4 separate regions of the Homo sapiens genome follow, and all the other regions are linked to region 3. Evidence: chromatin loops called from intact Hi-C (ENCODE). Cell type or tissue: PC-3. All regions are shown on one strand. Region 1 overlaps LOC124902439 (a long non-coding RNA gene). Region 2 overlaps LOC124902439 (a long non-coding RNA gene). Region 3 overlaps LOC124902439 (a long non-coding RNA gene). Region 4 overlaps LOC124902439 (a long non-coding RNA gene).

Region 1 (8,000 bases), 260 kb before region 3:
AATGTTCACTAGATCCAGTTCCAGTTTGGTAAGCAGAGCAGCAAAGGCAGATTTGGAGATAAGAGGTAATAGGTTTGCAACATATATAACAGATAAAGGGTACCCTCTAATTATATACAAGTCTCTTGTACATAGCAGGTGTTGAAAAATGTTGCCCTCTTCCAGCAATGTGCAAAAAAGTCTTTCTTCCTCAAAGCTCTACCAAATAGCACAAGCTTTCAATTTGTTTGTGAATTTTATGCATGAGAAATGGTATTGCAGTATATTCTTAAATTTTAACTTGTGAGTAATGTTGAGCATCTTTTACGTGTTTAATGGCTATTTGTATACTAAGTCTGTGGGAATGTCTGTTAAATGACTTTTGTCCATTTTTCTATCAGGTTCTTGTTTTCTGTTTTTTGTGGTTTTTTTTCTTTTTCATTGATTTTAAGAGACTTGTATCTAATAAGAGAGATTACCCTTTATCTGTGAGATATGTTGTAAATATTTTTCTTGCAATCTGTCATTTGTCTTTTCACTTTATTTATCATGATTTGTTTTGTTTTGCATTATTTTGCCAACTTGCTGATTTTTTCCTTGTCTTTCATTTTAAATCATGGACAAGGAAACTTCTTTTATACCCAGAAATGCACTCATGTTTCTTTTATTTCTTGGATAGTTTCAATTTTTATATTTCTGAATCATCAGTAATTCACTTAGTATGGTGTAAGATATATTTTCCCAAATAATTGTCTAGTTTTTTAAGTAATTTCTCCAATTATTTGAGATGATGTTCTTATCATCTTTTAACTATGTGTATGAATGTTCAATAGAAACTAGAAAACTGTGGCTGGAGAAGGGGAATGAAATGGTTTACCTTACCAAGTATGGATATAAAACATATCATAAAGCTTTTATAATTAAAATAGTGTGGCATTGGTACAGAAATGGAGAAATAGATCAATGGAATAGAATTTAAAGTCCAACTACAATAGTGATCAGGCAAAACAACACAGCCAGTTCTGAGTTTTCACCTTAGAGAGATATCAATGAAGTAATAGAAGTGGGCAAAACTGTTACATAACAAACTACCCTAAAAGTTATTGGGTTTAAACAAGAACCATTTTAGGTTATTATATCTCATGACTTTATAGGTCAAGAATTCAGCCAAGGCTTTGCTGGGCCATACCTCTGCTCCACATGGCATTCATAGAACAGTTTTCAGCTGACAGATGGACTTATCTGTAAGACCCAAGGGTGCTTCATCTACATTGGATGGCTGTGCTCATCTGGCACCGTCATCCACAGTACCTTCAAGTGGCCTCTCAGTCATAGGCATTTCATGGTAGTGGGCATCTTAAGTGGTAGCACAGGCAAGGCTTCAAGGTGGAAGCTACAAGGTCTATCTGACCTTGCCTCAGAATTTTCCCAGTGCCTCCTCTGCCATATTCTATTGGTTATTAACACATCACAGGTCCAGCTCCAATTCAAGCAGTGGGCCTGTGTGAGTACCAGAAGGTGTGGTTCACTGGGGTGGCAGTATATCTTTGGAAACTGGCTACCACAAAAATGAAAAAAAGGAATTTAAAATCTATATTGCAGAAGAAATATTAAAGAATGCCGGCCAGGCATGGTGGCTCATGACTGTAATCCCAGCACTTTGGGAGGCTGAGCCGGGTGTATCACGAGGTCAGGAGATCGAGGCCATCCTGGCCAACATGTGAAACCCCATCTCTACTAAAAATACAAAAATTAGCCAGGTGCAGTGGTGGGTGCCTGTAATCCCAGCTACTCAGGAGGCTGAGGCAGAAGAATGGTGTGAACTCGGGAGGCAGAGGTTGCAGTGAGCCGAGCTCATGCCACTGCACTACAGCCGGGGCAACAGAGAGAGACTCCATCTCAAAAAAAAAAAAAAAAAAAAAAAAAAGAATGTCTTCATCATTAATGGGCAGGATAGGAGTGAGGTGAATAAGCAAATAAAACTTACCAAAGGAAAAAAAAAAAGAAAACACAAAAGAAAGTCATAAAAAAACTATATAGTATTAGGTAATTCAGACAGTAGAGTCAGGAAAAAGAATGGTCCACACTGTAACACGTTAAATAGGAGCATGAAGGGTAGAGACTGAAAAGAGAAATTTTCTCTATCCTACACAGAGAAAATTGAATTTCTTAATAAAGTTGTCATGGGTAACTTTTAAGGAAGGTATTTGTGTAAAGTGATGACTAATAATTGTGAAGTCAAATAATAAGAGGTTTTGAGTAGAGAGTGAAAGATGAAATAATTATGCCCTCTCTTTACTATATTTCAAAGATTTAAAAAGATAAAAATCTAAAATTTTGAAGAATTATCTCTAAGTAAGGCTGAAATTAATAAGTGTATTCCTATCACTGGGTCTATCAAAACACTTTTTAAAAAGCATTGTTACTGAGGTCTTCCCAACAAGTTCAGGGAAGTAATATAGAATACAGAATGAAAAATTCATCAATATTTAGAAACTCTAGTAACTAATCAGCACTTAATTATGTCTTAATTTGAAATGATAAGTAATTATCAAGTAAGAAATCAAGTAAAAATGGCAACAAGTATTATTGAATATTTATTATGTGCATCCACTATTCTAGATTTAAAAAAGACAATATTATACTACATAAATTATAAGAATCAAGTGATATTTGTATTATTCATCTCTCAATACAGATTAGCTCCAGGCATGGGGATGTACCATGGCATACAAATTATCCATATCCTATTAAATTAGATCTGAAATGACATTCAGAGGCTGTTCTTACTATTATAGTATTCCCATGCCACTAGTCTCTGGTGAGATGTGGAAAAGCTTAGAATGGAGATGGTATACAGTGGAGGAATCACAAGGAGATTCTGTAGGGCTAACAAAAACAGCTAATTTAAAAGTGAAATATTCAGTAAATCAAGCAACTATTTTGTATAAATAAGGAGTAGACATTAAGCTACCTGAATACAATGCCCAAACCTATTTCTTCCATTAGAGGAGTAATATTTAGAAAGTTTAAATGTGATTTTTGTCTTTTGCCTTTTCTAGACCATTGGAGACAATCATTTGCTTTTGGAAAGATTGGATTCTATTGCAAATAAAATGCAATGTAAAAGAGCAAGATAATATTCAGACTTTGGCATGTAAACTTACTGTCTACAAAAAGAATTTTCTATATTTCTTTATCCTTCCACCAACCATCCCCATTTATCATAACAGCAAATAAGCATGAATGACTCAGATCATAAAGCGCACTTCTAGCATACAGGATATTCCCCTTCTAGTGATCCATGTTTGAATAAGGATAGGATGTAGCATAAGCAAAAGAAAAGCCCACGGTTTTCCTAGCACTAGAGTACAGAAGCAAGCAAAAGAAGAGAAAATTGGAAGAAAGAAGAGTGAGTAATTATTTCTCCTACTTTCCCTGTTGGAGCCTCTGCCTTAGAGAGAAAGGAGGTATGTGAGGTACCTAAGAGGGAGGGCAGAGGGAGCTCTTTCTGTTTGTGACTGGCTACTGTTACCCCACGGTGACATTAATGTATAGTTGGTCAGCCCTGGGAGTTAGTTCACTCAGTCACTGTTGGTTTCTGGGCAGCATAGACTGAGCTCTGAAGGAATAAAGCGATTACTGGGGAGTTTCCATAGAGATGCCTCCCTAGTGAAGGAAGTAGAGCAGATCACCCAGATAGGAATAAACACAAGTCACATCGGACCTCACAGGGTTCTATAGTGCTGAGGGGAATAAGAAGAGATGTTCCTCAAGGGAGGAACATCAGGTCCTGTCCAAGTGGACAAAATCCAGATCACTAATAAACTCAGATAAGCATGTAGCCACCAAGGCAAGTAGCCATCAAACAGACAAAAGACACTGTCCTTGAGGCTACAGGAGCCAACAATACTATGGCTGAAGACCTCGACTCTCCCTGTTTATCATGAGTTTGTATAAACTCTTACCTCCTCATGCTGCCCCCTCTCCTACAAACACACAAATACACATACTTTATTAGAGAATGTCCAGGAAGCGGGGTAGAAACCTGAGAAATCTGGGAGATTGAAATTTGCCCTTTTCCTTGACGACTTCAGTATTACTGAAGGGGCTGTTTAAATTATCCAATAAAATTAATTTTAAAACAATTTGGACCTTTTGTTCTTTTCCATTAGAAACCAGAGGAAAGGAGGAAAGGAATGTGTAAAGAAGGTCAGAGCTTCTAGAGACAACATTTAAAATGAAGTCTGTAGACATTCAGGTATCAGGTTGCAGTGTTACATGCTAAACTTCTCTGTGGCCAAATTTCCGTGAAGTGTTGGATAGACATGTGACAAAAGGAGGTCGGAAGAAGTACGCAAGGAAAGAAAAAGGACTAAAATATGTTTTTATTTGATTTTACTTACAATTGATATGATTCAGTGTTTTGTGACATGTAGACATGTCTGTGGCTGTCTCCTAACACTTACTGCTCAAGTTCTCTCATCAGTAGATATTAATAATAACAAATCAGCAGAGTAATCCGAAATAATGTAATTACTTATTACCCTGAAGAGTTCCACTGAAGGCTGTTGTCAGCTAAAGAGAAAGAACAAGAGCCCCATAAAATAAGGTAGGTTTTTAAGGCTAATAATTCATAGGCTTGCTAAACTTCAGACAAAGTTATTACCCCAGGAGAATCTTGAGATGTAGCAAGTAAATGTTTTTTTTTCCCTCCACAGACCTAGATTTAAAGAGACTTAATGGAAATGGTAGGCAAAAGCATAGGATTAAAATATATCATAATAATAATTCCAGTGTTCTAGAAAAGGAACTCTTGACAGAAAGAAATGAAAAGAACATATAAAAGAGAAGAATACAGATAAACTAGTATTGCCTCTGACAGAAACCTCACTAGTTTATTAGTCTTCATCCCTAGGAGTTTACAACTCATAAAAAAGTTCCAATAGGAGTCCTTTTCAGATTATATATTGTTAAAGTTACCCAAAAGAAAGACTGAATTACATTTACTATGACTAAGGAAATCTTCTGATCATAGAAAATGCATTAATGCTTAGGCAATAGTAAATTGCTAAACATAGAACATTTTTAGTCTATTAGTGGGTCTCAAAGACTCAAGTGTGCTACAAAGGCAATAAAATTCTAAAAATAAACAAATATGACTAAAGTACATTTCCCTAGGAATAGGTATAATAACTTACTTTCAGATTACAAAGTCCCAAGTCTGAAATATGTGAGGAGAGATAAAAATATAGTCAGGTAGATAATAATACCATATGTCTGCTTTTAATCTAGGTGCTCTGTGATGACATATAGATTAATTGAACCTTACAGTCAAGGGACCTCTACCCTATCAGGGAAGAGATGCATAAAATAACCAAGACTTGAAGTTGATGTAAGGAGTTCAGAAGAATGGAGAAAGTAATCACTCTTAAGCTGGAACAATAAAAAGAGCATCATGGAGGAAATTGGACTTAACTGGTTATCAATTACATTAAAAAGATGGAGAGTCATACAATAGAGAGAAGAAGCATGACTAAAACATGAATGTACAAAAACTAAAAGTGTGCATCTTCACCTGGAATGTAGCAGCTACCTTATAATGTGGAGAAAGGGAGGGAGGTAAAAAAGGAAGGGAAAGAAAGAAGGAAGGGAGGGAGGGAGAGAGAATGGGAGGAAGGACCAAGATACAGAAGAAGCAGGGAACAGAAAAACATTTTAAAATAATTAGAACTAACATCCTCTGAGATAGGTGAGATTGTACACATTGAACAAGAATAGAACGCTATTTTTTTTTGAGATGGAGTCTTCCTCTGTCACCAAGGCTGGAGTGCAATGTCGTGATCTCAGCTCACTGCAACCTCTGCCTCACGGGTTCAAGCGACTCTCTTGCCTCAGCCTCCTAAGTAGCTGGGATAACAGGTGCATGCCACCACGCCCGGCTAATTTTTGTAATTTTAGTAGAGATGGGGTTTCACGATATTGGTCAGGCTGGTCTTGAACTCCTGACCTCATGATCCACCTGCCTTGGTCTCCCAAAGTGCTGGGATTACAGGCGTGAGCCACCGTGCCTGGCCAAATTCTACTTTTTTAAAAAGTGAAAAATATTAGTATCTTTTTGTGAATAGTTGTATGACATTTATGTAAAATATTAATGGAATAAACTGGATGAAAGGTATACAGGAACTTGGTGTACTCTTTTTGGAACTCTTCTAAAATTATTTAAAATTTCATTTTAAAATTTAAAAACTTTCAAAGGAATGAAAGAAAAAATATATTTTTCAAGCTTTTCTCTTCAAATACAAATAATATGAATGTGTATTCGAAGATATTTTTGTGTATATGTAGATATTTGTATTTGACTCTGTGTGTATGTATATATAAACATCTGAATATTTTAATAGACAGTTTGGAAGACAAATTTGGTAAAATTCCCAGGAAGTAGAACAAAAAGATAGAATGAACAATTCCCTTCCCTTCCTGGTATAAAGGAGTTGGAAGGTAGGGAAGGGAGGGAAGGGTCACCAGTAGTATTTGTTACGGTGCTCAAGAACACAAAACACTAAAGAAGAAGGGCATGGAGGCTTCTGAAGACATGTTTTCAGTGTGTCCACTGGCAATCAAGGATGTGAGGTGCCTGGGCACTATTGGGTAGTGGGAGGGATTAAATGGCAGACAGAAGAGTCAGTTGCCAAAGTTGAGTGAGCAATTTATTGGGCAAATAATAAATTGATTAAACAAATGTGGTGCATAATGAGAACTAGGTTTTTCACTGTTAAAGAATGTATTTACAAACATGGAAAGAGAAAGGGTAGGAAGACTTTGGACTAAAATTGGAGGCTTTAATATGAAGTCATGGTTTTTGAGTGTACATGTTCTTATACACATATGTATTTAGAAAAGGTAGTGAATACACCAAGTAGTCAGATCTTGGCTTCTAATAGTCATCCTCCACTAAAAGAAACTGGAGCTTCTTAAAGAAATGACTTTTTCCGAGTTCGATTTAAAGACAGTAGAAGATGAACCTCAGACATCTTGTGGTGCCAGACCATTATTCTCTTACACAGAGAATAATGAGAGTGTATCAAAAAAACATAGGAGCTATCTTGAAGTTGCTCCTACTGGCCTAATCTGGGCCAATTTGAGCATGAAAATGATGACAGTAAGTAATTAGAAATCATTGAATAAAATAGAAATCCATAAGTTTGCACCAATATAAATAAGTATATGGATAAATAAATGGCAGAGAAGAGAAAGTTCTTCATTACAGAAGAATAACAGAATGACAACTTATAAGTGTTTCAAAAATAATGAATACATAAATCACCGCTATGTAATCATCACAGTAATAGCTAATTCAGCCACAGGTGTGGGCTGGAAGAAAGGCATCAGAGCAAGGAGGGTCTGGCCACCTGCTTGTACAGCTTATTTTTGCCCATAGCCCTTCTTTTGCTCAATACTGGATGGACCAGTTCCATCTTACTATGGATTGATCCTAGGTCTACTAAACCTTTTGAAATAGTGAGTCTGACAGAATCCATTTTATAATGGATATTTCTATCACATGGTGTTCCACAGTCAACTCTACCAGTGCCTAGTATCACTAGAGTCCAACTCCACCTGTGCCTAGTAGCACTAGAGTCCAACTCCACCAGTGGCTAGTATCACTAAAGTCCAACTCCACCAGTGCCTAGTAGCACTAGAGTCCAACTCCACCAGTGCCTAGTAGCACTAGAGTCCAACTCCACCAGTGCCTAGTAGCACTAGAGTCCAACTCCACCAGTGCCTAGTAGCACTAGAGTCCAACTCCACCAGTGCCTAGTAGCACTAGAGTCCAACTCCACCAGTGCCTAGTAGCACTAGAGTCCAACTCCACCAGTGCCTAGTAGCACTAGAGTCCAACTCCACCAGTGCCTAGTAGCACTAGAGTCCAACTCCACCAGTGCCTAGTAGCACTAGAGTCCAACTCCACCAGTGCCTAGTAGCACTAGAGTCCAACTCCACCAGTGCCTAGTAGCACT
Region 2 (8,000 bases), 180 kb before region 3:
TCCACCTCCCGGGTTCAAGCAATTCTCCTGCCTCAGCCTCCCAAGGAGCTGGCACCTTAAAATTCTTTAATGCACAATAATATATTGTAACATCTTTTTTCCCTTGATTAATCATTATTACAGACTCAGGTTTCATGTATCTGTATAACATGAAACAATAGTACTTTGAGCCTTTCAAAAATAGAAAAGGATCATATAGAAAAAGAAAGAAATATACTTTAAGGAAATTAATACTTAAAAGGATGTTGGTCTACATTAATTACCTAACTAGACAAGTTCCTTCTCCAATAAAATCTTTCAATAAATTAAACAATTCTATTGAGAATATTGTGATATTGCTAGTTAAACTAATTTGCTAGGTGTTTTTGTTTTTTGTAAATGTAAGTGCAATAGCTGCTTATTTTATTTGAGGCTTGAGAAAAAAAGGAAATATGAGTCGATTTCAGATTTAGTAAATAGTTTCCATTATATTTTCAATTCATAGTTTAAGCAAATCTTGCCTACAATATTTAAAATGGAAATGCTTATCTTCATGGAGATATGATAATATATAATAGAACAATTCCAGGCTGAGGGTGATACTGAAATAAGAAGAATCTAAAAGTACAATGGTACAGTGCCTGGTTCAGTATTTTTGCTCAGCAAATACTTAAATTTATTTCAAATATTTCCAAATTTGATAATTATCTTAAGTTCCAGATGTAAAATGAATTAATTACTTTGAAAGGGAATAGTGATACTACCACAGCCATCACAGAATGTGGAATTAACTGTTCTCCATTATGCAATTCTCGATAGTATTTGCTATCACTTTAATGTATCTTACTAACCTATTAAATAATTCATTCAGAACATATTTATTGAGGAATTATCATTTTACCCACACTATTCTAAGCATTGGGGATACTGGAGCATATGAGGCAGAACAAAACCCTTACCTTCATGGAGCTTCCATTGCAGAGGAGGAAACAGATATAAACAAGATAAAAAGTAAATTATATAGTACATTACATAGTAATAGGTACTAAAAAGAAAATACATGGCTGGGCGCAGTGGCTCACGCCTGTAATCCCAGCACTTTGGGAGGCCAAGGTGGGTGGATCACGAGGTCAGGAGGTTAAGACCATTCTGGCCAAGGTGGTGAAACCCCATCTCTACGAAAAATACAAAACTTAGCTGGGCATGGTGGCACGCGCCTGTAATCCCAGCTACTTGGGGGGCTGAGGCAGAGAATTGCTTGAACCCGGGAGGTGGAAGTTGCAGTGAGCCGAGATCGCGCCACTGCACTCCAACCTGGGAAAGAGAGTGAGAATCCGTCTCAAAAAAAAAAAAAAAAGAAGAAGAAGAAAATATGTCTATTTTCAACCATTTCCTTGAACCATAGACAGCATTTCTTAGTCATGGGTTTTGTTTGGCTTGGAAAGCAAACCTATTCCAAACCTTTTCATTTCTAGAGGAATCTGAGTTGTCATTTTTTGACCTTTTTCAGTTCATATATACTCCTATTATAGTATAATCAGAGGCTTACAGTATCCAGATTCACCAATGTTTGGTAGGAGAATAACAGGATGCTTTTAAATCCCTCTTTCATGTAAATCTCCTATGCACTCATCTCCCACAATTATACTGGTACATTTCCATAGTCTCAAGAAGTCCTCAGTATATGTTCAGGAATGTAAAGATATGGTCGGCCTTGGGTGTCCTACTGAGCTTGCCAATAAAATTCTGGCTGAAGAAGTCAAATTATACAATGGACTATTCCCATCAATTAAACTTTATGCTTTCCCCATTAACTAGGCCACCTACTGGGGCACAGGGACACATGCAGACATCCATAATTGTTTAGTTCCAATAAACAGAAACTTCCACTACTATAAAGGATGAGTGTGATTACCCAAATTTGTTTTTTGTGCAGGTCCTATAAAGACAAACCTCAGGGCAAAAGAAAAGCTGAATAGTTTGTGCTTAAAAATCAGCAATCAGCAAGCCTCAAGTGCCGGTAGATGTAATACATTATTGACTAACTCTTGATTACACTGAGAAAGAGTGGGACTATTGGCAACCCATGCTTTCATTTATCTTACGAGTGAAACACACATTTTTCTCTGTCCCCTAGGGACCAAAAAGAATGCTGGACACTGAGTCAATCAGACACTTGCTTTTTCTTCAAGGAGTTGACAGACGGATACCGACACCTAAACAGAGAGTATCCCAATGTCCTATCCTAGGTAAGATGATAAGAAATGAATAGGGATGTATAGGACCTAGAGAAGGTGTACCTAAATTAATTTTGAAAGAGGTTGAGTAGGGAGAGGGGATAGCACTCAGAAAAGAAGTTCTGGAAATAACTTATGCCTGAGCTGGGTTATCTAGATGAAGGAAGGAAGAAATTCAAGGACATAAAAATGAAACCCTGTGATGTGTACCAGAACTATAAGCAGTTCAGTGTTGAACAGGAATAAATTTGATGTGAAGAACAGTGAAAAATAAGCCTGAGAAGATGCAGGGGCCAAATTCTGGAAGCTTGGACTTCACTCCATAGGCAACACCTGAGGCATCGACTTGTGTTCAGAAAGAGGGTGGTACTCATTCAGATTAGTGGAAGGTGGCAAGCATGGAATTGGAGGTTATTAGTTTAATCCAGGAAGGACATAATAAAAGCCTAACTAGGTAGTAGATGCTGGGATTAAGCAGGAACATTGCCAGGACTTGGCAACTGACTGATATGAGAGTGAAAAAAAGAAAAGTCAAATATAACTGCCAGACTTTTACCTTGTATATAATGGGTAAAGAACTTCTGGGGCGTCCCAGGTTAAGGGGTTTGTTTTCAGAGACTATTGTATGCCATCTACACTTAGAAGACCTGCAGGGAGCTGTAAACACAGCCTTTTGAGTTTCATGTCTTTCTCTTAAAGGTGATCCAATTTTCATTTTAAAAATTTTTTATTAATTTAATTAAATTTTAATGATTTAGATATAAATGTTCAGGATAAAATGTAAGAAACACAATAGAATATACTGTGTTCCCCTTTGAGATGCTTCTGTAAAGACTTTCATTACAAATAAATTTTTTTCTTGCTCACTGTGTGGAGCAGGGGAAGGATGATACAGATAGTTAATAGAGTTTATAATTCCATTAATAATAATAATATTAATAATAGTCTACAATTGAAAGGAAGAAAGGAGAGAGTATATATCATATATTAATTTACTCTTCTCATGAAAATTCATTATGTATCTGTTACTTTCAATTTACAAATGGGAAAAATACATTTTATAAAGGTTAAATAAATGGTCCCAGATGACACTGAAAGTAACTTGTAGAGTCAGATTTTTTAAATAAATAAAATAAGAACTATCATTGACAAAAGGTCTAATTTACATCTAACCATCATATTTTTATATGTTCCTTAATTCAGTCTCTTGGGGTAGGTAGCAGTGTTTTGATTTTTTTAATTTTTATTTTTTGCCAAACTGTCTTGCAAAGTGACTACTATTTTGCATTCCCACCAGGAATAAATGAGAGTTTCTGTTGCTCCACATTCTTACTGCTTTGATTTTTATTATGCACTATAGCAGAGATTTGCCTATCCTTGAAAGAAGTGTTTCAGAAATCTATAAATATGTCATTGAAATCTTATATTTTTGTTTTTAAACTAATTTTAAAAACCATTACAAAATAGAGTTTGGCAGTTTCTTACAAAACTAAATATACTCTTACCATACAATCCAGCAATCTCATTTTCTTCGTATTTTCCCAAGGAGTTGAAAACATATCCACACAAAATCTGCACACAGATGTTTATAGCAGCTTTAATCCTAGTTGTTAAAACTTGGAAGCAACCACGATGTCCTTTAGAAGATGAATAGATAAATAAACTGGAGTATATCCAGATAATAGAATATTATTCAGCATTAAAAATAAATGAGTTGGCTGGGCATGGTGGTTGTAACTGATTACGCCTGTAATCTGAGCACTTTGGGAGGCCAAGGTGGGCAGATCACCTGAGGTCAGGAGTTCGAGACTAGCCTGGCCAACATGGTGAAAACTTGTCTCTACTAAAAATACAAAAATTAGCCAGGTGTGGTGGCACATGCCTGTAATCCCAGCTACTTGGGAGGCTGAGGCAGGAGAATCACCTGAACCTGGGAGGTGAGGTTGCAGTGAGCTGAGATCACACCACTGCACTCCAGCCTGGCCGACAGAGGGAGACTCTGTCTCAAAAAATAAATTTTTAAAAAAATGAGTTATCAAGCCATGCAAAAACATGAAGGAAACATAAATGCACATTACTGAGTGAAAGAAGGCAATCTGAAAAGCCTAAATAATCTATAATACCAACTATATGACATTCCAGTAAAGCTACACAAACAGTACAAAGATTAGTGATTGACAAGGATTAGAGGCAAGGAAGGAGTGAACAGGCAGAGTGCAGAGGATTTTGAAGGCAGTGAAAATACTCCGTATGAGAGTATAATGGTGAATACATGCCATTATGCATTTATTCAAACCCATAAAATGTACAATACCAGCAGTAAACCCTAATGTAAACTGTGGGCTTTAGGGGATTATGAAGTGTCAATGTAGATTCAACAATTGCAGTAAATGTACAACTCTGGTGGGGACTGTTGATAATGGTGGAGGCTATGCATGTGTGGGATCAAGGGATATATGGGATTTCTGTACCTTCCTCTCAACTTGGCTGTGAACCTAAAACTGTTCTAAAAAGCAAATCTATTTAAAAAAAACTATTGCAACAACATACACACATCAATCCCAAATTATAGTACATTAGAGAAAACCAATATGTTAATGCTTATTGCACAGTTAAAAGGTTTTGTGAGAAACCTCTAAATATAACATCTCTTCTCATACCTACTTGAAAAGTACACTGTGATTGCATGGTGTTTTAAAAAGGTTGTATTCACCTAATCTGTTTGAATGTCAATTTTCTCCATATTGTGAAGCTAACACAGATAAATAAAAATTTAGGTACTGAATTAAATGTTTGTGGTTATCAAAGAAGCTACAATTAGGATATTCAAATGCATTTTATGAAGTAAATTTTAGAAAATGTATTTTACCAAAGCATGATTTTTTTTCCTGTTTTGTAAATTGGGATTTGAGATAAAGTTTTACTTTACAAGAAGAAATCCTGCTTCAAATGAACAGCAATGAGCTGTTAAAACACTGTAATATAAAATATATGTATATATGTATTTTTTATACAGAGTCTCATTCTTTGGCCAGGAGTGCAGTGGCACAATCTCGGCTCACTGCAGCCTCCACCTCCCGAGTTCAAGCAATTCTCCCACCTCAGCCTCCTGAGTAGCTGGGATTGCAGGAATCCACCACCACGCCCAGCTATTTTTTGTATTTTTAGTAGAGATGGGGTTTCACCATGTTTGCCAGGCTGGTCTTGAACTCCTGACCTCAGGTGATCCACACACCTCAGCCTCCCAAAGTGCTGGGATTACAGGTGTGAGCCACCATGCCCAGCCTAAAATATTTTTCTTTAAAAAATGTTTCTATTTGGTTAGTCAACATGGCCCCAATTCCATACAAGATTTATAATCCATTCCTGCATGATTAGGAATGCTTCTGGAGGCAGACTATATTCTGAAAGCTAAGGAGACCTTCTAATGCCTGAAGATGACTTTACTCACTGTTTTATTCTTTTAATAAATTTATTTTTTAAGATGCTAATCTCAATATAAATCATATAAAATATGAAGCTTTTAATTCTAGTTGATTCAATTTTGTGATTCACATTTCCCTATATGCCTACATTTAATAACTTTTCTATTTTCTGTAACACATAACACTTGGGAAGATTTAAGAGTCCAATAGTTGCTGACTATTTGCATGGCAGATTACCAAAGGAAATATTGCTATGTGAAAACAAACTTTTTTCCCTGACATTTGAGGTTCTTAGTTGCTGGACATTTTTTAAATCAAACCAGACACTGACTAGAACACTACAGTCACTCTGCCCTTAATTGTCTCAGATACATATTTGGATATTCAAGAATATAAGCAAACAAAAAACCTAGCTTTCTGCTTTTGGGAGTAAGAATACTCAGCTGAGCTGGCTGGCATACCAAGAAATCTGCTCACCTTATATAGGTGTGTGCCACAGGCAGTAAATGGTGATGGTGGCCTTCCTAGCATATGATTTGAAAACCATCATGATTTTAGAATTGCCTTCAGAACATTTAATGTCATTGATTGAAGTTTTTATGCAATATCTCTTATGATCCCAGCCAAACCCTAATCTTGTCAGAGGCAGGGATCATCCTTTATAGACCCCAAATGACAAGAAGTGTCTTGCATGTGGTGAGTAAGCATTGGACAAGGCTTGTTTATACGATTGATCTAAACCTGCTCACTTAACAAGGAAATCTTCCTAAGCTAGAAGTCTTGGGTGCAGCCTAGAAGTTAGCTAACTTTGGGCAATCTGGCATCGTTTCAAGCTAGTTATAGCTCTAACAAAATGTGAGCTTGCTTCTGTGACTTTCAAAAATCTATCATGGCCTTGCTAGGTAATACCTAAGTCACTTCAAAATCACAGTCTGATTGACAGGCAGTCTTTTCTGAAACTCACATTCTATTCCTCATTCGGTTCTCTTCATGCTGCCCTGGTAAAGTGTCTGTCACTTCCTCTTAAAAAGCAGTGAGAGAGAGGAGTGTGTGGACTTCATGTCAGGAGCAGTTGTCTTCTCTTCAACTCTTAACCCTGCTCACCAGGGTAGACGAAGTAAAGAATTTAATTAGTCTGGGTTGAATCAGACTACGTGAACAAAAAATACAGAAAAGCTTGGAGAAGCCTGGAAATTTTAGAGAGAAAAGGAAAGAACCCTCTTGATGACACCACCAAAACAGTCATCTGGTTTTTGGTCTGAGAACTGTTGTTAGCACCGTAGACTTTCAGGAGTCTGGGAAGCTTCACCTGTGGTACTTTGTTCCCCTTCCTTCAAAAAAGATGCACCATGAGTGGTATGGGCGAACAGAGATCCCCCCTATCTTCCTTGGGCTCCTGAGGAAAGAGACTCTAGGGTCCTGAGATGTGCCTGAAGGAGTTTTAATGGGATATGTTCTCAGGAACTACTATGAGGGAGCAAGGAAATCAAGACCAAACAGAGACAGAAGCCAAACTGGGACACAGTTGCAACTGTGGCCTTTGCCAATCACTCAGGAAGCTCTAAAGCTGGGAAGCCCTTCAGGGGTGTCTGTCATTGAAGTAAAGGGGCCAGATCTTTGTATCGCCCAACAGCAACCAGTCATTGAATGTGGGCTGTCCCTGGGAAGGGAGCACCCATCAGTAGAGGGCAATTCCCAGAAAGGAATGCAGTCTTGAGCTATCAGCGGCCAACACTGCCAATCTCTTAGGAATAAATGCCTAGTTCTTTAAGGGGGATCTGAGTGGCATTACATGATGTCACTATCCCCACTCAGCTGGCTAATCAGTACCATCAGCAGAAATGATCAGGATTAATTGTGACCCTAGGGCTCAGAGTCACTACATTTCACCCTCTGCTGAGCAAAGTGCTGACCATGTGCCAAGCACTCTTCTACATAAATTATCTCATTTGATCTTCTTAACACCATAAGGTCTTACTTGTCTCTCGATGTGCATGTAAAGAAACTGAGGCTTAGAGATACTAAGCAACTTTCCCAAGTTCATACTACCCATTAAGGCACTAATAGAGATTGAAAGTCAGATCTCTCTGAATCACAAGTGTTCTGTACCAATGCGTAGCATTCAAAATTACATTTTGTTGTTGGTGGTGGTGTTGTGTTTTGATTCCTGACCATCCCACAGATATTCAGGTGTGAGAGGTGGGAGCTAAATATATTTACATACAGAAGGAGGAGTGCAAAGTCTAGAGAGTTTAGATTTCTGAAAAGTTACTAAACTATACCAAACCACGTGCCCAAGCATACACCTTTGAGGCCAATGAGGGAGGGAGGGAACTCCTTGCCAGCCAGATGAGCTGAA
Region 3 (8,000 bases):
ACTTTTGAAAATCAATAGAAGCTATTAATCATTTTTCCCAAAACCCAGGGATTTGAGATGTTTTAAAGGTGAACTGCAAAAGTTTGGAACAGATGTTCAAAGAAGAATGTACCCACCAGAGCAGAAAAACTACTCCATGAGTTACAGATAATCATAGGCATTTTCAGTTTTTAAATTATTATGGCCACATCTCTTGGGGCTTCAAGTAGGATCTCAACTTCAAAGGTGTCATAATAAGACAATATAACCCTGAAATCATGGGTAATGAAATAATTGTAAGCTGGGATCTTAAACAAAGACTTTGATCTCTGAATCATAGCCCAGGGCCAGGAATGTCTTGGGGTTTATTGCTGTGATTGTTAATGTCTTTCTCCTTTTTGTTTTGCTGAAATATTCATAGTTAGTGTGGCAGTGTACTAGACTAGAGGCAGGGGAAGTGCCGCCAACTGAAGAGTATTTGAGTCATGAGAGGCATTCTGACTGCAAGGTCTTCTTTTCCTAGAGTGAGACGACTTCTGGGAATCATGAGGTGACTTCTGCAAGATGGTACCCGTTTTATTTTAGAGAGGTGGCTGTCTTGCACATATTTGTGCAATATATTTAGAATCATCAAATATATAATAGTAGAAAGATCAACTACAGTTGATGAATTCAGTTTAGAGCTGTGCTTCTCAAATTTTAGCATTCATCAGAACCACCACAGGGACTGTTAAAACCCTGGGCCTATCCCGGAGTTTCTGATTCAGTCTGTGTGGGGCAGGGCCTAATAATTGGCATTTCTACCAAGTCCCCAGAGTTTCTAATTCAGTAGGCTGCGATGGGGTGATAATTTCCATTTTGAATAAGTTCCAGGTGATACCACCAATGCCATCTGATCTGAGGACCACACGCTGAGAAACACTGGGTTAAATCAAGGGACTTTGGACCAGTTGTCAGCAAGTCTTTAGAACAAACTTTTTTTTGTTTGTTCCCAAATAAAATTACCATTGGAATGAAGACCTCAGTAGTGCTCAAGCACTAGAATATTGAAGAATAAATATAGACGAGGGTGTTAAAGACAATAATAATGGCAGTGATGACAGCTGATATTGTTACCATGAGCTAGGCTTTCTTCTTTAATCCTCACAGTCACCTTTTAAGGGATATATTATTTATCCCATTTTTCAGATTAAAAAACTGAAGCGCAAATATTTCTAAGCACAAAATCTATATATTTTCAACTTCACGGAACTGGTAAGAAATAACAAGATTAAAACCAGTGCCCGGCTTTTAAAGATTTTAAAAGTCAATTTCCTACTGATAAGGTATTATTGGTTTATGCTAGACTAACACAAAAAGTGATATCAGTATATTATACTTAATATTGACTGTGGATAGGCTAAAAAAAACAGTTCAGTACATCTAAATAAAGTTACTCCCATGTTGTTTTTTTCTTCTCTTCTAACTCTATTAACTTTTATACCTCTAAAACACAAGTTAAAAAATCCGTCCAGGTAATACTAAAGGCCCAAACAATATCATGGGCTCAGTACTGAGGTCCCAGGAAGGATTAGCCTCGTTAGAGCAGACTAGGTAATTAGGTCCTTATAGAATCTGAGCACTGCAGTGCCTAGTCGTCTGAATCACTTATAAAAGCCATGTTGTCTCTACTAGAAGCAGCATCTGTAGGTCTCGGAAATAGAGTGAGGTCAGCTTTGACCAAAGCTTAAAGCTTTGTCTTCTCATTTATGCTCATGGGCAAGAGCAATCAGAGTTACTGAATTCAAGCCAGATTATGATTGGCCAAAAACAGCTGTCTTTCTCCAGTACCGATCAGTGGAGATAGGCATAGGGTCAGGGCAAAATTTTGTTACCCAAAAGGGGTCCTGATCAAGACCCCAAGAGGGGGTTCTTGGATTTCACACAAGAAATAATTCGGGGCAAGTCTACAGAGTAAAGCAAAAGCAAGTTTATTAAGAAAGTAGAGGAATAAAAGAGTGGCTACTCCATAGGCAGAGCTGGACATTCCCGAAAGCAAGAGGAAGAATACATCCACGTTAGGTACAATAATTGTTTATACACAAGATAACAAAACAAAAAATCATAGGGGAGATGTGTTCTACTACAAGGGCTTTTAACAAAGGATTGCTAATCTTTGTGTAACTACTGTCTTCCACAAGAATCTGTATTATTATCTTTAAAGTGAAACTCTAAGAATGCTTTTGTTCTTAAGGTATTGGGACATCAGGACATTTCCTGGGTCTGTTAAGTCCTGGGTCTGTTCAGTAAACATTATTAACTTGTTCCCTTAGCTGTAAACATCCTGTGACTAAGAATGCCTAACCTGAGAATGCAGTTCAGCAGGTGTCAGTCTCATATTACCTAGCCCCTATTCAAGATGGAGTTGCTCTGGTTCAAACGCCTCTGACAATTGGATGAGGCAGTTGGACACATTCTGAAGAAAATGCCTTGGCAGTCACTCATGACACAAGTGTGGGGACTGTGGGAAAGAGCACAGAGACAGCCCAAAAGACATGTGTAATAAAGCTCCTGTTTGATGGAAATTCTCATTTTAGCCTGGGTTAACTTTTTGGGGTAACCCTTAAGAAGTGGTCAGTACTGTAATGAAATACCTTCTTTTGTTAGAAGAAGGAAGATATCAAGATTTTAAAAAATAGACTTTTCAGTGTGAATTAACTTATTCAACTGAAGGGGGAAAAATTACCGCCAACTAGGGCAACTTCAAGTTGTAATTAAGAGTAACTCTCCATGCTGTGGGCTGAGTGACATCTGGTGCCTGTCCTGGAATCCAAACAAGTCATCAGTAAGACACTTTAATTAGTGCACAACTCCACACGCCATGATGGTATTGCCAGATCCCCAGAATAGGGCCAGAAGCCAGATTTTCATGCTTGCCCTTTTTTTGAATTTAAAAATCATTCTACTTTTCCTCAAAAAAAGTTATAATATTCTCTTTTCTCTTTGGGTAGCATGCCAAATAAAGGCTTTCACATTTTAAATAGTTATTGATCCAACTGATTTATGAATAAAAAGACATAGAGGCAAATGATTAGATGGGTTTTCCTCCTGCTGCTTATGATTAGATTTTGAAAATGCTTTTGTATCCAAGTCAAAACAACTCAAGTCTGCCCTCTAGAGCCAGCCTCTTCCCCCCACAGAAAAACCCATCATGTTCGTCTGAGCCCCTGTAACACAGGAGCTCCAGTCAGAAAATGGAGACCCGCTCCCTATGCATCCAGGTGAACAAATAAAGAACAAAGTGGCATTTTTTAGATGGAGCTGAGTCTCCATTCCTAGAAACCTTTGCAGACTCAACACTGAGAGGACACCCTTAACCTGTTGAGAAAAATTACACAGGGCTGGGAGTCAGGGCACCTGGGCTCTAGGGCAGCTCTGCCACTCTTTACTAGAAGCTAATTTCTACCAAGCCAACTTTGAAAAGGGAGTTAAGGCACCAGCCCATAAGTCACTAAATGTGTCTTGGGAAATGCTTCTCAGTTATCTGGGTCTCAGGTTCCTTTTCAATCTGTGAGATCAGATGAGACATGCTCTAAGGCACTTCCAACTTTAAGTCTCTATGAGCAATCATTGGCATGCCAATATGGGTTTGTATGTGCTCAGTAGTTTGGAATCTGACTTTCATACACATCATCCTTCGTATTGGACCATTACAACTATTCTAGGAAGCAGACAGAAAAGGTGAGAAAAGAGAAAATCACAAGGGTCAATAATGAGTTATTATGATTTAGCAGAGTTATAATCTAGGTTTTCCACAATGACCCAGAAAATGTGAACAGTAGAACAGGTTATGGATGATTCTGTGAAAAGACAAGAATTCCAGTACTCTTCACCTCACCACTTACTGACTGAGCCAGGCTGCCCTCACCTGCCTAATAAGGATGCTGGACTAGAAGATGCTAGCATCCCTCCCAGCATTACCACTGTATGAATTTGTGAAGTGCAAAGCAAGTTATTATTCAGCAACAAGCCAACCTCTGATCTGGTTCTTGTCTTGATAAGCTGCCTAGGACATAACCCCATAATTTCTACAAATGTAGGGATGATTCTTTGTTCTCACCAGAATAACGGCTATTACATCTCCCAGAGCTTGACCTCCCATTGAGTGTGTGACTTATCCTTGTCACTGTAATCTCCTGGTACTAATTTGGACTTTCTAGGAAAAGCTTCTCCCAGTTATCCAGCTCTCTCCACCCCTCTCCAAATGCCTGTGACATATTTCTTTGTACCCACCCCTCCCATCTTGCTCTCCAGGCTACCTTTCAAACCCAGTGTTTCCTCTTCTCTGGCACCCACCATCCAGGTACCAGCTTCTTCCTTTCTTTTTTAGCCTGTGAGTTTTGCAGAGTTGGTGGAGGTCAATTTTGCCGTGAAGGTGGCAGATGTGAAACCTATCCAGCAAGTCTAGATGCAAGCTGGCTGGGGGAACCCAGGTAACAAATGGTGGAGTTAACATACATTAGTGAATTATTCTAGGGTAGACAAAAGAGGAAAGATTTAAAAAGAAAAAAAGTAACCAAGCACTATTCTCTTTCTCTGTCACAATGATGTCCCTGATGCCTGGAACTTCAGCCCCGCTGACTCCCACCCCAGGAGCTTCCTGATGTTTACAGAACAGGGCAAATACTGGGATTCTGGATTATTGGAAGACTCTTTGACATCATTTTAGTCCTCAACAGAAGTCCCAAATTTACCAACAAATAGGTCTACTCTTGGATTCCCCCACTTACTTATACACACACACACACACACACACACACACACACACACCCCACGATGATAGCTTTTAATCAACCCCATAATACAAATCACCATCATGTGCCTTGTACAGAACCAGCCATAACCAGTCACATCTTGCCATGGGTTTAGCAAGAAGACTGGGAATTGCTGAGATGTCAGGACTTAACTTGTTGTGGGCAAGAGCAGCTAGCTCACCTCCAGAACCTCAGGTATTCCTTAAACATTTCCCAGCCTAGGACTTAAATTAATACTAAGGCCTCAGGGCTCATTTACAACCTGAGAATAAAACCTTGCCTTTCTCTAGGCCAACTCTGCTTACATTCTGAGTACCCAGACACACGGCTAAAACTATCCTTTCTATTCCTATATCCATGAAAACTACCTCTTCTCAGCAAATCTAGTCCAGGTCAGATTACAGTTTTCATGAGCTATTGGAGTAGCTTGGAGCCAGATACCAGTCTGCCACCTTCCCCCAAATCACTACCACATACATTTCCCACATTGCTGGCATAGTTCCATTTAGCTGCTTCCTGCCTCAAAAACTGTCAGTCCTGTGAAAGAATTTCAGTCACCTCTGCCTGGTATTTAAGTCTCTCTATATGATGCTCCCCAAACCAGTCTCATCTCCCACACAATATCCGCTGCTTTTCAAACTCTGATCCGTGGTCATCACAGTCCCCTGGGCATAAGCTGTCCTTTCCCTACCTGTACTTGTAAAAGCCTCCTCCTATTCGTGAAATCTCAGTTCAAATGTCTTTTCTTTTAGGAAACCTTCCTTGACTGTCCTCCTTGTCATCTATCACTCTTAGTTTTTGTAGAATTAATACCTCTCTCTTTTATCTACCCACCGTAGTTTATTTGTATTCTAAATCTCCTATCACCTGCTGCCTACATGATAATTATTTGCAAATCTGCCACGTCATCCTTCATTAGGTTTGATGACGTTGATGTTAATATCACAGTTTCCATGGAGTCTGGCCCCATCCATGCCTTACACATAGTCCGTGTTAATAAACATTTTCTGAGCTAGACTATTCTCTCCTGGATCCCCATTATTTCCACACGATGAGCCTTATTTATCCTCACATGAATAATGGGTTTATACAGAAATGGGTAACATTTTTCAAAAATAGAAAAGAATGACTGCTCTATTCATTTTGCTAAGCCTTGCCCAAAACACATTTTCATGAATGGCTTCAAGAAAAGCATCTTTGGAGATAGGTTAGCAATAGTTTTCTAGTCTAACCTCCAACAGAGTAGTACAGAAAATTATCCCTTAGTATTCTCAGTGATGGGAAACTCACTACCTCATACTTCCTCTTTAGAAAGTGAAACTGTAAATAACCTAAACCATATTCCTTCATCGGAGGCAAAGGGTAAAAGTGGCTCTTCTCTGAACAGTTAGCTTGAGAATAATTTATGGCAGTTAATTAAACCCTAGCCTGATATTTTCTATTTTTAAAGGGGCAACCAATTATTTACTTATTCATTTCCCTTGATGTGCTTAGGAGCACTTTTAAGTACACTGTCAAATGTCAAGCAGAGGAGAGTGGCAGCCTGGAATTAAAGCAGTCATTCTATGCCTAGGGCTCAGCTTCCCTTGGTCGGCTGGGCACTATGACTTAGAAATGAGACTCTGTTATGCTCTAGTGCTCTGCACTTTTTTCACATTTCATTAGACAAAGTTGTCAAAGGTGGTATCAAATGGCCAAATAAATCAAAGCTTGATCTATCTTCATTTCCCATTACTTTACTGTCTATTTCTAACATAACCAGAGTTCATTCACAAATCTCTGATGCTTTGCAAATGTCAGATGGACTTTCAGTTTCTCCTTGAAGAGTCTTCCTATCAAGTCATAATACATACACCTCTGTTATTTCACATCTAGGGGAGTTTGGTCTTTAAACATTAGCCTGTAGCAAAAGGCTTTGTTTCCCATGTTTTGGCTCAGTTTCTCATACAGCGTACATGGAGATGTATAGGGTAGGAAAATGTGAGCAACCATCTCTACCACCATGGCAGACATTGCTAATTAATCACAGCCGTCTTTCCTGATGAGCCCAAATAGGGCTTAGCATTTATCACGACTGTACTCCCGTCAGTCACTACCAACTAACCAGAGTTGGAACAAGAGCTAAAACCTATTTGCTATCTCAGAGTCCAGTAAAAAGTCATCCTAGGTCACTGAAAAGAATCATAGAATGCTAGAGCTGGTCAGATCAATGGTTCGTTAAGCTCAATACCCTATTATAGAGGCAACTACAAAGGAAGGGCTGAGAGAGGGATCCGTGTCCTCTTTGACATCAAGCTTAAAAGCTATCTCCCCTTGCTACTTCTGATGGAGCTGCAGTTCATAAAATTTACCCAAGGCCATGTTGAATTCTAGTATGCAAATGAACAATAACTAAGTCAGTAGAAGTCTTCAGGCATGCATAAGGGCTGGGCTGGCTGTTGGCAACTGATCGATAAAAATTTCACCAAGATTTCTTCACACGCTCAGTGTTGCCAGTTTAAGGTGAATGGTGCTTTCATTTTTTGCTTTGCATTTTTATTTGTAAAGCCCTTCTTTCCGGATTCATATTTCCCGTTACAGAATCTGTGGACACATCATATTTTTTGTTTCTTCATAGTTCGCAAACAAGTATTGAGTACCTGCTATGAACGATATTGTTATTTCCATTGTGATTCCCCCATACACACTACACTCACACACAACACATGAGGCATGCTTTTATCTCCAGATAGCCACACGATTCCCTGTCTCAGTTACTTTAGTCATTACTAATTACCACTTTCCACGTTCCTGTGAGGCCTCCTGTCTTAGCCTGTTTCTACTAACAAAATACCTAGTCTATTCCTATCACAAAATACCTTAGACTGGGTCATTTATAAACAGTCCATAAATACCACTGCTGATATCAGAAAGTGGGGTCTTTGGGAAGTGATTAGGTCAAAAGGGCTCAGCCCTTGTGAATAGGATTAACGCCCTTAAGTTTCAACATGTGGATTTTGGAGGGACACATGCATTCAAACCATAGCAGCTTCTCAGCAAGCATGTCTAAGAGTGCAAACCACACCCAAATAAATCATTTCCCCTTCCTGCTTAATTTTCTTCCTCACACTTACCACCATCTACCATACTCTATATTCTACTTATTTTTCTTATTTATGTATTATCTTTATCAATCACTAGGACGTAAGTGAGTAGGGGTTTTTGTCTGTCTTGTTCATTGCTGTATTC
Region 4 (8,000 bases), 73 kb after region 3:
GAAATCATTTTATTTTATTGATGGAAAATATTATACTCTACCAAGAAGAGCAATTGAAAAAAGCAACAATTGCCAACTTATTACCATAAGACACAACTTTAAAGAAGATGAAAGGCAATTTGTTTAAAATAGTCTTAAGAATAAGACTATATTTAAAAAAATTCTTCAGAAAAATTCCAGTGACACAGTACTAGAGAAAACATAGCTAAGAATCTGATCAACATATATGAATATATACCAGGAAGAATTATACTGCTTGTATTGTTTTTAAATATTCAGATATTTGAATATTAAGTTTTTATTTTGCTTTACAATTCATAGATATGTTATTTATTTTTTAATAGATTTTTTAAATAGCTATTGAATGGATTGGTTATATAAATTCACCAACAAAATAAAACAATTTGATGGTCAGCAAATAATTTTGGAGAACATAATTTTAATGATTTTTAATCACCTCTTTGATTTTCTAAGGCCTCCCAGTTTGGATGATAAATTATATGGTCACTCTAGCCCTGGCCCATCATAGAAAAATAATAATTTCTATTCTGGGACCTACTGCAGAAGAAGAGAGAACTCAGCAACTAGTGCCACTTCCATTTTTTCCTTTTGACCTGTGCTAATAATTAGAGGATTTGTTTTGTTTTCTGGCCTCATAAAATGAATCTGGATCTGGTTTTTTTTTTTTTTTTTTTGCAGTTGCAAGATTTAATAGAGTGAAAACAGAGCTTCCATAAAATGGGAGGGGACCCAAAGGGGGTTGCCGTTGCCTGCTCGAATGCCTGGATTTATATCCCGATCATTGTCCCCCGCCCTGTGCTCTCAGGTGATAGATGATTGGCTATTTATTTACCTTCTGTTTTTGCCTAATCAGCATTTTAGTGAACTCTCTTTACTACCTGATTGGTTGGGTGTGAGCTAAGTTGCAAGCCCCGTGTTTAAAGGTGGATGCGGTCACCTCCCCAGCTAGGCTTAGGGATTCTTAGTCGGCCTAGGAAATCCAGCTAGTCATGTCTCTCAGTTCCCCCTCTCGACAGGAAAACCCAAGTGCTGTTGGGAAGGTTGGCCGACAACCACTCTAACTGTTTCCTGCTGAACTGGCGCATAGTAGGGGTCGTGCAGTTGAGATTTCCTCGGGAGGGGTGCCTTCGATGTCACTAGCATCGGAACATGGGCTAGCAGGCCTGTCCAGGGGTCCGCGGTGGATCTTAGTCATGGACTGCATCTGGGGCTTCATTTGAAGAACAATTTGTAGTTTTACAACTTTGATTCTGGAAGAGACAAACTTAACAAGGAGGTTAAAGATACAGGGATTTAAATGTATAGCCTGCAGTGCAGGGGATTATTTCTTTGGCACACTTCACAGGCCCTGACTATCTGCTTGACAGTTTTGAAAAGGCCTCGTCCAGTAAATAATGATTTGGCCATCTGATGGGTGTTATCAATACCTAAGTGAAAGGTTTGGTGAAGGGTTTTAAGTAATTTCCAATGGTTAGCTGCAGGCATGAGGACATAGTTTCCTCCCCTCAGGATAGCTAGCCACCGAAGAAGGAAAAATACTTTTGGATTTGTTTTCTTTTTAAGCATCCAGTGTTAAGCCTACAGGTGGGCCAAGGAAAACTGTAATAAGCTCAAAGTAAATTATCAAGGCACTTTATAGAAACCATTCAGCAATACCATCCAATATATTTATTGTATCAATCCTCATATAAAGATTTACTTTTACACTTTTAACATTTTATTTTTCTTAATCAAAGATAGAACTATCTGTTTGACCAAAAATTGTTTCTTTCCAAACTCCTGCCCTCACATCGTATAAGATTAAGTATGTAAGTGATGAAGTAGCCAGTGGCTTTGTTTATTTTGAATAAGTGCTTGATTCAACAACAAATAGTAGACAGCTAATTAGCCATGGTAGTTTTCTGCTTTAATATTGCCCAATCAACCAGGGAAAGAATGATTCCCATTGAAAACTCAGGAGTTCTGAGTTTGAGTCCAAAGTTTGAGCAAACTATCCATTATGTACTGAATTGTGTTCCCCCAGAAAGACAGGTTAAAGTTCTCACTCATAGTTCTTCAGAATGTGAAAACATTATTTGGAAATGAGATCTTTGTAAATGTAGTTAGTTAAGTTACGAAGTCTTACTAGGCTAAGGCGGGCCCTTAATACAATATGACTAGTATCCTTATAAGATGAGGGAAATCTGGACAGAGACACAGGAAGGAAGAACACCAAATAAAGACAGAGGCAAGATTGGGGTGACGCAGCTACAAACCAGGGAATGCCAAGGATGGCCAGCCACCACCAGAAGGAGAGGGGCCTGGAACAGATTTGCCCTCAGGGACCTTAAAAGGAACCTATTCTATTGATACTTTGATTTAGGACTTCTGGAACTGACAGACAATAAATTTCTTTTGTTTTAAGCTACTCTGTTTATAACACTTTGTTACTGCAGCCCTAAAAAACTAGTACACTCTCTAATCCCTGTAACCCTCAGTTTCCTCCTGTGTACAACGAGTGCACTAGTAAAATCCACTCTCAAGCTTGTAGTGAAAATCAGAGTACTTAATGTCTGGAAAAGCACTCTGTGAACTGTAGAGCACTAAACCCATGACACAGACACCTTGGAAGGAAGAAGGATCCACAATTCCCCTCCTCTGAGACTTTCCCAGGAACACATCCCGCCACCTGACCCAAGAAGGCAAATCAGATTTTCTCTCTTATGAATAAGGAGTTGATACCAAAGCTCTGATCATTCTGTGTAGAGCACCTGACCTGAAGGACAACCACCTTTTTCACTGCACTGGAAGCAAGGGGAGAGAGTCTGCAGGGAGAAAGGGATGAAGCAGAGGCCCAAGAAACCTGGGGATGTTAGGCCACACAGCCCCAGAGAAAGACTCACAGGATATCTGCATGGTTCCCTCAGGCTTTCTCATTCTTGCTTCACACCCTTTCCTCTGGACTGTAAGCACCTTGCACCTGCATCATTTCCTGTACTCCTCTGTCACTGGGAGGATGTCAATATGAAGCTAAAATATAAATACATACAATGGCATTAAAATGATAGAATATAAGAGATAAGAGGTGAGAAAAAGGGTGGGAGGGCGTGGTGGGGGAGAGAGAGAGACTGAGAGAAAGACTCAGGCTTACTTTTTTTGACAGTTCAATATAAATCGTGCAAACTCTGGGCTACACCCCAACTGAAAGGCTACAAGAGCTATAATTACTGCATATTAATGACATCACTCCAATTGATTTTGAAAAGAAAAGCGCTACGTGACATTTGCTAACATTATTTAGTATTTCTGAGACCTCAATTTTATCCCCTATAATGGTTGAACAAACTCTATTAGTGGTTCATAAAACTGGGGATGCTGGAGGTATAGGGGTCGTTGATATTTTCTGAATTTTGAAAGTAATTCATTAAATAATAATTTAAAACTTTCTAGTTTTTTTTGTCATCAACCCTTACAAGCCCACTAGAAAAAGTTTCTTTCTGTTAAGCTATTCTTCTTGGTAACAAGTTAGATCAGCAACTCTGCATGCATTTGGTTAATTTGTCCAACGATTTTTTGATAGACTTAAAGCTTTCCAATCACAGAGTTCTGGGTAGCAATGGCTATCTCTCATAAGGAAAAAGCTAGAAACCAAAGAAAGTGATTTTGAAGCTCCCTTTTGGCTGTAATAGTCCAAGAGTCTTCAAAAATTGGGGGTGGAGCAAGGTGGCCAAAAAGAATACTCCAGTGATCATTTCCCATAGAAACATCCTTTTGAACACGTACCCATGTGGGAAGGTACCTTCACAAGAGCTAAGGAAATCAGGTAAGAGCTCTCAGTGCCTGGTTTTAGCACAATAATAAGAAAAGACACATTGAAGAGGCTAGGAAGGACAGAGTCTCACTGCCTGCTTCACCCTTCCCCTAATTCCAAGCCTGGAAGCTTGGAGAGAGGCATTGCTTGCTTCAAGGAGGGAGAGTGGAGTGAGTGCAGGATTTTGACGTGGAGCCTGGTACCGGGCAGAACTCCAGGTCCCCATCCCAGGCCAGGGCCCGCAGATGGATCGTCTGGACCCTCCCGGGTGCCAGGCCTTGGTCCTGGTGGGATGGGCTCATGTCCGGCCTGCACGGCTGAGGGCGTCTCCAGGGGCTTCGGCCACACGTGAACTAGAGGCAGGCAGGCCGGGGATATGCCGGCCCCAGCCGTGCACTGTGGGTGCGATCCCCCTTAAGGTCAGCCTTGGTGGCCACGTTGCTGCCTCCACCATCCCGCCCCCAAAGCTGGGCAGCACAGTGCAGAGAGCGACTCCGTCCGCTGGGGAAGGGGAAAGCGCTCAGTGCAGGACTTTGTCTTGGAACTCAGCACTGGCCCCCACGAGCCACTGTGAAATCCGACATTGGCTGGTTTCCTCCGTGTGGCAGAACCAGATAACCCCAGGCTGGAGCCTGCGGACGGAGTCGCTTGGGGGACCCGCGGCCCGGTGTGGCGGCCTCGTGCTCTGGGCCGCCTCGGCGCCAGCTGCCTCGGTGGCAGGCAGGCCACAGCCGCGTGAGCCTGGGGAGTAGCCCTGTGCTGGGCTGGTCTCGGAAGCTGCGGACTCCGGGTGTGGCCCAGCGTCGGTCAGCTGTGGTGGCCACGGCGCTGCCGTCCCATCCCTCCCCCAACCCCAGGCCGCCGGGCACAAAGAGAGGCAGCGTCTGCTTAGGGAAAGGAGAGAGAAGTAGCCTCAAGACGTTGCCTTGGAGCCCAGTGCTGGACCCACCAAAGTGAAGCCCAGAGCTAGGCAGAACTCTGCAGCGCCGGAATGGAGCATCTGGACCTGCCCCAGCCTAAGGCGGAAACTCACCGAAGCTTTTTAGGTCCCTCGGAAACAAGGTCACAGGCACACCTGGGCTCAGCGCGCCCTCTAGTGCTGAAAATGTGGCAACACACAAACCACGGACTTGTGGCAAACGTGGGCTTAGGGTGCCATCTAGTGCTGAAACAGCAGCAGTGAAAGAGGTTCAGAGACGGTAACAGAAGGCTTAGAGGCTCTGGAAGGACGGGGACAACGTCAGTCTTTGAAGACTGGAATAAATACCTAGTCTTTCGACACACAGACTTGTCACATGCCCACAAGTATCAATAATAATATTCAGGGAACCAAGACCTCACCAAATGTACAAAATAAGGCACCGGGTGCTATATGAACAGGTGCCCAACATCACTCATCAGGGAAATGCAAATCAAAACTGCAGTGAGACATCACCTCACTCCAGTCAGAGTGGCTACTATCAAAAAATCAAAAGATAAGTGTTGACAAAGATGTGGAGAAATGGGAACCCTTACACACTGCTGGTGAGAATGCAAATTAGCACAGCCATTACGGAAACCAGTATGGTGGTTCCTCAAAAAGCTAAAAATAAAACTAACATATGATCTAGCAATCCCACTGCTGGGTGTATATCCAAAGGAAATGAAATCAGTATGTAGAAGAGATATGTACATTCCCATGTTCATTGCAGCACTATTCACAATTGCCAAAATATGGAATCAACTTAAATATCTATCAATACCTGAATCGATAAAGAAAATATAGTGTGCATATACACAATGAAATACCATTCAGCCATAAAAAAGAATAAAATCCTGTCATTTGTGGCAACATGGATGAACCTGGAGGACATTACATTAAGTGAAATAACTAGCCACAGAAAGACAAATATCTCATGATCTCACTCATATGTGGAATCTAAAACATTGTTCTCATAGAAGTAGAGAGTAGAATAGTGGTTACCAAAGGATGGAGAGTGGTGAGTGAGGAGATGATGAGAGACTACAGTGAGTTAGGAGGAATGCATTCTGGTGGTCTACTGCAAAGCAGGATGACTAAACAATGCCATATTGTATATTTTAAAATAGCTAGAAGCTGTAATCCCACTTTGGGGGGCCAAGGCAGGTGGATCACCTGAGGTCAGGAGTTTGAGACCAGCCTGGCCAACATGGTGAAACCCCGTCTCTACTAAAAACACAAAAATTAGCCCAGCATGGTGGCAGACGCCTGTAATCCTAGCTACTCAGGAGGCTGAGGCATGAGAATCTCTGGAACCCAGGAGGCAGAGGTTGCAGTGAGCCGAGATTGCCCCACTGCACTCCAGCCTGGGTGACAGAGTGAGACTTTGTCTTAAAAATAAAAAAGCTAGAAGAGGGGTTTATGAGTGTTCTCATCTCAAAGACATAATGTTTGAGGTGATAGATATGCTAATTACTCTGATTTAATCAGTTCACAATGTATACAACTATTGAAACATGTTGTACCCCATAAATATGTACAGTTATGTCAATTATAAACTTTTTAAAAAATAAAATAAATTGCCCATCCTAAATTTCTAGAATTTGCAGTAATAACTCATTTTTTAAAAAATAGAAAAAAAATCCAATCCTTTAAATAACACAAAGATGACAAAGGACAGATAAAGCTTTTCAGCTTCAAATTTTCTCTGATACAGAAAAGTGACTGTTCCAAAAACAAACAAAAAACATCCTTTTCTTCAATCAGGAGTATCTGGGTGAATTCCAAGAATCCAAAAATAAAATAACTAAATTTCACTGATTTTATTTGATCTGTCAAAGCCAGATAAATAAAACTTCTCTCAAGTCAGGCCTTTCAATTTGTTTTCTTCTGTTTTTACCCTGCAGTAACTAGGCAGAAAAACCCTATCCCGTTGCCAAGGATCACCCAGATCTCAAGAAATCAATTCTCTGGAAACTCCTCATAAATCATTTGCTTCCCAAACAGCAATGGGCCTGTGAAATTGAAAACACTAAAAAGTACATTATGAAAGTAAAAGTTTCTTTAAAAGCCTTCACGGTTCGCGGAGGCCACATGCACCTTAGGCAACACCAGCAGAGCAGCAGGAGGGGAAAACAGCCGGCATTATTGAAAGGCACGTGGAAACCATAAAAGCCACAAGTCGAGGAGGAATTCTAGAATCAGTACACATGGAGGAGGGCCAGCAAGGTGCAGGCTGTGGGCAGTACCACTCAAATGCCTACAACCCACAGCTGAGAAAAAACAAAAAAAGCTCACACAACACAAGGTGATTATGACCAATGAGTTATACCAACTGGGAACTTCGTAGAAGCAACATCCTACACCTTGATTAGTTTCGTGTTCTCTGGGGAACCCTCGCACAGTGTTAGGCACGGAATGTTGCTTACTCATCCCTATCAAGTCAAAGGGAGTTTTTAAAGGAATGTAGGCCACCTAACTTATGTAATTTAACTGGGTTTTGAAATGAGAACATACAGAATCACATAAGTTTAATGAAATCCTTGAAGAGCCTGTACCTCTGGCCTCAAATCCTTTCAAGGAATGAAAGGGGAGCAAATTTGGAGTAGATAGAAGCACCATTTGGTTTGGAGTCACATTCACAAAGGTCCTGAACTTAAGCCATTTGATGGTATCCCCAAATAAACCTACACACATATGGTCACAATATCCTCTGGCAGACAGAATAAAGACAGTCATCCTACAACCCTGTAAGCTTGTGTCCCCTTACTGAAGTGCATATGAGTAATAGTTTTATAAATACTGTAATTCTTTTATGAATAGCCAAAGGAGTTAAAAGCAATTATATGTAAACATTTATACTGCCATAACTGTAAGCTGCTTTAGTCATTTTTAAATTTTTAAACACACCAGTAGACTCAAAAAATCGTGATGGCTCTGTTAGGAGCTTCTCAAAGTGAGGAGAATCATGAAATGAGATCTGCCCAGGCCAGGGAGTCCTGCATTACATGGGCCAAGCAACAAACACACCTAAGCAAAAACTGTACACAGAAGGAACTACAGCTTTTCCACTGAACTCCAGGGCTTTGCACAGTGCCAGTCACACAGCCACTTTGAAAGCTGAGCACGTCCACATGTCCGTAGCCTCCTTCTGAGAAAAGCAGCCATGGGAAATGATTTCTGCCAAGGTCACCATACTGTGTTCTGTGAGACCCACTATCACGGCCAAGG

Evidence for each region. Peaks named below come from ENCODE experiments on the same cell type or tissue, not always from the same donor. Only the 100,000 strongest peaks of a DNase experiment are listed, where the experiment ranks them.
Region 1: a loop joins it to region 3, with 6 times the contacts of the local background. A loop is called at or near these places in 6 of 110 quality-filtered maps.
Region 2: a loop joins it to region 3, with 11 times the contacts of the local background. A loop is called at or near these places in 9 of 110 quality-filtered maps.
Region 4: it touches region 3 in a loop (7-fold over the local background); 5 of 110 quality-filtered maps call a loop at or near these places.

The regions. Positions count from the first base shown.
Region 1 is chr10:64,371,874-64,379,873 of GRCh38, reverse strand. The region is part of intron 4 of LOC124902439 (a long non-coding RNA gene); the gene reads right to left. Among named protein-coding and RNA genes, the nearest start is that of LINC02671, 550 kb to the left of the region's middle. In PC-3, a CTCF peak has its summit at 3,489; no DNase peak of the experiment used is centred here.
Region 2 is chr10:64,290,003-64,298,002 of GRCh38, reverse strand. All of the region lies in intron 3 of LOC124902439 (a long non-coding RNA gene), which reads right to left. Among named protein-coding and RNA genes, the nearest start is that of LINC02671, 630 kb to the left of the region's middle. In PC-3, CTCF peaks have their summits at 1,821, 3,978 and 4,201; no DNase peak of the experiment used is centred here.
Region 3 is chr10:64,111,251-64,119,250 of GRCh38, reverse strand. The region is part of intron 3 of LOC124902439 (a long non-coding RNA gene); the gene reads right to left. Among named protein-coding and RNA genes, the nearest start is that of REEP3, 590 kb to the right of the region's middle. In PC-3, a CTCF peak has its summit at 3,144 (motif pointing left); DNase peaks (open chromatin) are centred at 2,350, 3,550 and 5,260; H3K4me3 peaks cover 520 bases; H3K27ac peaks cover 1,934 bases.
Region 4 is chr10:64,038,311-64,046,310 of GRCh38, reverse strand. All of the region lies in intron 2 of LOC124902439 (a long non-coding RNA gene), which reads right to left. Among named protein-coding and RNA genes, the nearest start is that of REEP3, 520 kb to the right of the region's middle. RefSeq lists enhancers at 1,888-2,182, 4,096-4,596, 4,780-4,859, 4,880-4,959, 5,040-5,129 and 1 more. In PC-3, a CTCF peak has its summit at 4,934 (motif pointing left); a DNase peak (open chromatin) is centred at 4,930; H3K4me3 peaks cover 902 bases.